2 separate regions of the Homo sapiens genome follow, and region 1 is linked to region 2. A link is an interaction called in ENCODE POLR2A ChIA-PET data of the cell type or tissue named here. Cell type or tissue: PC-9. All regions are shown on one strand. Each heading gives the region's core, and the rest is flanking DNA. Links, peaks and the distances in the headings are about the cores only.

Region 1 (2,901 bases), core at 164-2,663, 380 kb before region 2:
CGTTAGGAGTTAAGACCAGCTTTCTAGGAAAACCATGTTGCATCTTCCAACAGTAATTACTTCTGAAACAGTAATTTTACCACACGACTCAAGGGGAAAACTTTTTTTTTTTAAATTTATAAAGGAGTTGGGGGTCTCGCTATGTTGACCAGGCTGGTCTTGAACTCTGACCTCAAGTGATCTGCCCACCTCGGCCACCCAAAGTGCTGAGATTACAGGCATAAGCCACGGCGCCAGGCCAAGGGGAGAACACTTTTTTTTTTTTTTTCCTGAGACGGAGTCTCACTCTGTCGCCCAGGCTGGAGTGCAGTGGCGAGATCTCGGCTCACTGCAAACTCCACCTCCAGGGTTCAAGCGATTCTCGTGGCTCAGCCTCCCGAGTAGCTGGGATTACAAGCGCGAGCCACCGTGCCCGGCTAATTTTTGTATTTTTAGTAGAGACAGGGTTTAACCATGTTGGCCAGGGTGGTCTCGAACGCCTGACCTCAGGTGATCTGCCCGCCTCGGCCTCCCAAAGTGCTGGGATTACAGGCGTGAGCCACCGCGCCCGGCCGGAAAACACTTTTTAACACGAAATCGAATACGGATAAACGTGGTGTCATTTGAAAACTCATACATTTTACAAAACAAAAGTTGGGGTGGCTCTTTCAGACAGGGCCGCCGGGTGTGCGCAAGTTCGGGTTTGCTCTTCCTTGCCACGGGGGTAGGTCCCGTAGCACCTAGGTGGAAAGGCCGCGGCTTTTACGGCGGGGTAGGCGAGGGTCGCCCGAGTGATCGCAGGCTCCGACTGGGTCTCGAGGGTCGGCTGCTTCGGTCTGCCCTGGAGAGGTTTTCAGCTTCGGCGCGAGGCACTTGGGCAGGATCCCCGGGCTGCACCCTCCTCCGCCCGCGCCCCGTGGGGCTGGAAGTGGGAATGTGCCCACCCTGGCGGGGACCGGGGGCCGCACAGCAGTTGGGGGTGGGTGGGGGTGGGTAGGAGTAAGGGGACAGGGACACCGCCGCTCGGAGCCCGGGACCCCGCGGCATCCAGTGCGTCTGTGTCGGTCCCAGTGGGAGACCTCCCACCCCGAAAAGAGACCGAAGTGGCGGAAGGAGCCCGCACCCGCCTCCCCAGGTCGGCGGTTTCTCTAGCGCAAGGTGACGGGCGTGGACGCGGCTGTGGGGCCGGGAGCGGAGGGTTGGGGTCTGGCCTCCCGCGCCGGGGCGAAGGGGCAGCCGCAGCGCAGAGGCCCGCCCCGCCCTCCCCTCCCGTCACGCCCAGCCTCCCGGCCCTTGGGCTGCTCGCGGCCTTTTTTTCCCGGCTGGGCTCGGGCTCAGCTCGACTGGGCTCGGCGGGCGGCGGCGGCGGCGCCGGCGGCTGGCGGAGGAGGGAGGGCGAGGGCGGGCGCGGGCCGGCGGGCGGGCGGAAGAGGGAGGAGAGGCGCGGGGAGCCAGGCCTCGGGGCCTCGGAGCAACCACCCGAGCAGACGGAGTACACGGAGCAGCGGCCCCGGCCCCGCCAACGCTGCCGCCGGGTGAGTCGGGGCCCCCGCCCGGCGCCCGAGCCCCGCGCGGGGGTGGGAAGGGGCTGCGGAAAAGTTGGGAGCCCCGGGTGCCGCTTTGTCGCGGGGCCGCGGAGGGGTCGGGCTGGGAAGGCCGCGGGGCCGGGGCGAGGAGGGAGGCGGCGCTGGCGGGGGGCGCTGCGGGCGCTCATGGCGGCGGCCGCCGGGTAAGGCGGGCGCAGCGCCTCAAGGGAGCGGCCGGGGCCGGCGGGCCTGGCGCCGCGGTGTCCGCGGCAGCGCCGCCCTGAGCCGGAGAAGCTTTCCCGGGCAACAGGTAGGGCGGAAGGTGGGGACGCGGGGGCTGCGGGCGACGGGGCCGAGCCGTGGGCTTCCCTTTGTTGGGGAGTGGAGGAGCTTGGTGACCATTGGCGCGAGAGCCTCCACCCTGGCAGCGGCCCGCGGGGTTGCCCTGGCCTGGACGCGTCCTGTGGCTTGGGTGGGAGGAGAGGGGAGGGCCCTGCCCCGTTTTCTTCCTACCGGCCCACCGTGCCCACCTCGCAGGCGAGGTCAGAGCTTCCATGTGCTTAACGGGAAACAGGAAGGAGCGGCCCGGAGCGCCTGCCCCGGCCCGGTAGGGCTAAGGCATACCGTTATGAGGTGTGGATGGCTGGCAAGGGAGCTCCTGGTGGAACTGGCTTTCTGGGCCGTAGCTTGTTAATCACTAGAGGCCCGTGGCAAGTGGGTTGACTGCAGGTGTAGAGCACTCATCTTTAGCCTGCAGTTGGAGTCTCTCCCTCCCTAAGCCTAGCTCCTGGCATCAAAACCTGGTTTCAGTCACCTGAGTTGCCAGGCCCAGGTTCAGGGGGTTCTGAGGATCGTGGCGAATGCAGTGAGCCCCTGTTCCTGGAGAAGTGAGTCCGAGCAGGCCTCCAGCAGGCAGTCACCCCCATATCTGTGCTGGGGCAGGGGTGGGTGGCGGTTGCTGCCGCATACCGGAGTCGGGATGACCGCACCGGGGTGTGAGTGGCTGCACATGTAAAGGGGCTCCTAAGGGTAAGGACTTGCCTGCAGTCCTGTCCCTGAGGACCTGGCGCTGACCATACCGTGATCTGCACAGTCTGTTCCAGAGAGGGATCCTTTTCTCCCCTGGTCCCCCACTTCCCTCACTGGGGCCTCTGGCCAGATTTTCCCCTGGGAGGAAGGGCCTCCTTTTACCCCTGTCACTGGCCATAGGCTGGCTGATCCCTCACTGTGTCCTTCAACACCGCCCCAGCTGTCTCTCAAACCCACCGGCGTCTCCCTGCCCCTGGGGCCATAGTCTCATGCAGTGTTTTGGTCCGTGGAGGCCTTTGGTGGGACTTTGCAGACAAGCTGTAGGCCAGATGAGGCTGAGGACTACTGTTCTGACTGCCTCTCACCC
Region 2 (2,901 bases), core at 185-2,684:
CTGTCACACAGGCTGGTATACATGGGTGAGATCATAGCTCACTGTAGCCTTGAACTCCTAGGCTCAAAAGATCCTCCCATCTTAGTTTCTCTCAAGTAGCTAGGACTACAGGCACACAGCATCTCAAGATCCTGGCCTCAGGTGAATCGCTTGACCCCAGGAGGTGGAGGTTGCAGTGAGCCGAGATCGCATCACTGCTCTCCAGCTTGGGCGACAGGAACTGACTCCATCTCAGAAAAAAAAAAAAAAAAAAATCCTGAACGCAATTGATTCTCCTGTCTCAGCGTCCCAAAGTGCTGGGATAATAGGTGTAAGCCACCATGCCCTGACACTTTATTTTTATTTATTTATTTATTTAGTTATTGAGACAGAGTTTCGCTCTTGTTGCCCAGACTGGAGTGCAATGGCGCGATCTTGGCTCACTGCAACCTCTGCCTCCCAGGTTCAAGCAATTCTCCTGCCTCAGCCTCCCGAGTAGCTGGGATTACAGGCATGCACCACCACGCCCAGCTAATTTTGTATTTTCAGTAGAGACAGGGTTTCTCCATGTTGATCAGGCTGGTCTCGAACTCCCGACCTCAGGCGATCCACCCGCCTCAGCCTCCCAAAGTGCTGGGATTACAGGCGTGAGCCACTGTGCCCGGCCACTTTATTTTTTTTAACCTTTGCACTGAACTTTGCATTTGACCCATTTAAACTGCATCTTAGCTAGGTGCAGTGGGGTATGCCTATAGTCCCAGCTACTTCAGAGGCTAACGTTAGAGGATCATCTGAGGCCAGGAGTTTTAAGGCTGTAGTGTGCTATGAATGCACCTGTGAATAGCAGCTGTGCTCCAGCATATAGAGACCCTGTCTCTAAAAAATGAAAAAACAAAACAAAACAAAAAAAACCCCACCTCGTTAGATTTGGTCCTGCCTGCCAAGATCTCTTTATATTCTGATTCTGCTATCCAGCATATTATCTCTACTAGATTATTGATGTCTACAAATGTGATAATCTGTCATCAACGTTCTTAACTAAACCATTTGTACAAACATTGAATAGGACAGCACTCAGAACAGTATGCACTAGACACTTCTAATTTGGTGTTAATCCATTGTTAGTTAATAGGATTCTGAGTATTGTTTGCATTGTCTGCTCAGCCAATAGCAACTGGGAGCCTAGTTCAACTGGAATGTGCAGCTACAGGCCCCATTGTAGACTTCACAGAAGAGAGGTGTGAGTTCTGTGTCTCAAGCCAAAAGGAGAAAAAAAATTTTTTTTCTTTGAAACAGCGTTTTGCTCTTGTTGCCCAGGCTGGAGTGCAATGGTACAATCCCGGCTCACCACAACCTCTGCCTCCCAGGTTCAAGCAATTCCCCTGACTCAGCCTCCCTAGTAGCTGAGATTACAGGCATGCACCACCACGCCCAGCTAATTTTGTATTTTTAGTAGAGATGGGGTTTCTCCATGTTGGTCAGGCTGGTCTTGAACTCCCGACCTCAGGTGATCCGCCCATCTCGGCCTCCCAAAGGGCTGGGATTGCAGGTGTGAGCCACCGCGCCCAGCCCAAAAGGAGAAAAATTTAAATTTAATAGTAAACAAGTTTTCTACCCATTTCTTAGGCTTAAGTCATCTGGGTCACTGGGTCATTTCCTCTAAAGATCTGCTTCTTTCATTTCAGAACCCACAAATTTTCTAAACACCTATAAATTGTCATTCATTCTTCAATTTTGTATCACCTAGTTTGGGTCAACTACAGTTCCAATCTACCATATCCTTTCTGGCTTCACTTCTTTCCTTATCCACCTTGGACTTCATGGACAATGATCTCAAGACACTTTTACCACACCCTCAGTTACCTTTGTCTTTTGTTCTTTGGTCCCAACCACCTCACCCCTCCCCAGTTCTAGATCAATGTAAACTTTATGTTTATTTGCTCATTCAAGAAATATTTATTGAGGGCCTGTTGATATGCCAACAGTTGTTCTAGGTATTGAGGACACAGATGTGTTTTCTCTCCTTCTGAGTGTTGGCATCTGTTTTATAGGAGAGCATTAGTTAATCATGAGTCGGAACTGGTACCAGTATGTGGTTTCCAGCCTTAACTTGGCAGTCCTCATGGGGAGCCAAATGCCTTGTCAATTTCTCACAGCTGCTCTCCTTAAGCACCTCTTTCTAGTCCCAGCCTTTGCCTTTTGTAGACCACCTTACAGTCGGCCTCAAAAGGATAATAAACCAGTGCCACATTCTCCAGCGTTCTTCCCTTTCCTTTTCCTTTTCCCCCTCGCCTCCCCTCCCCCAGGCTGGAGTAGTAGAGCGGCAGGATCTCAGCTTCCTGCAACCTCTGCCTCCGAGGTTCAAGCAATTAACCTGCCTCAGCCTCCCTGGTAGCTGAGATTACAGGCACCCGCCACCACAACTGGCTAATTATTTTTGTATTTTAGTAGAGACAGGGTTTCAAATGATCCACCTGCCTTGGCCTCCCAAAGCACTGGGATTACAGGCATGAGCCAGCACACCTGGCCTCTTCCCCCTCTCCCCTCCCCCTCCCTCCCCTCCCCCTCCCCCTCCCCTCCCCCTCCCCCTCCCCCTCCCCTCCCTTCTCTTCTCTTCCTTTTTTTCCTCGCTCCGTCACCCAGGCTGGAGTGCAGTGGCATGATCTCAGCTCACTGCAACCTCCACCTCCCAGGTTCAAGCGATTCTCCTGCCTCAGCCTCCCGAGTAGCTGTGATTACAGGCACCTGCCACCATGCCCGGCTAGTTTTTGTGTTTTTAGTAGAGAAAGGGTTTTGCCATGTTGGCCAGGCTGTTCTCCAACTCCTGACCTCAGGTGATCCACCCGTCTCGACCTCCCAAAGTGCTCTTTCTCTATCTCTTCTTTCCTTCTTTCCCTCTCTCTCTCCTCTCTTTCTCTCTTC

The links. ChIA-PET counts read pairs that join two places held together with the same protein. Peaks named below come from ENCODE experiments on the same cell type or tissue, not always from the same donor. Only the 100,000 strongest peaks of a DNase experiment are listed, where the experiment ranks them.
Region 1: POLR2A ChIA-PET joins it to region 2 with 11 read pairs; 2 of 35 experiments call an interaction of 5 or more read pairs at or near these places.

What each region holds. Positions count from the first base shown.
Region 1 is chr1:150,973,232-150,976,132 of GRCh38, reverse strand. CERS2 (ceramide synthase 2) reads left to right here and starts at 1,298. Exons shown (of 11, transcript NM_022075.5): 1 at 1,298-1,514. RefSeq lists silencers at 994-1,433, 1,454-1,943, a cis regulatory region at 2,119 and enhancers at 2,047-2,191, 2,149-2,901. In PC-9, for the core only: no CTCF peak of the experiment used is centred there; no DNase peak of the experiment used is centred there; H3K4me3 peaks cover 1,697 bases.
Region 2 is chr1:150,595,427-150,598,327 of GRCh38, reverse strand. All of the region lies in intron 2 of LOC107985203 (a long non-coding RNA gene), which reads right to left. Among named protein-coding and RNA genes, the nearest start is that of MCL1, 17 kb to the right of the region's middle. RefSeq lists enhancers at 1-341, 342-843. In PC-9, for the core only: no CTCF peak of the experiment used is centred there; no DNase peak of the experiment used is centred there; H3K27ac peaks cover 383 bases.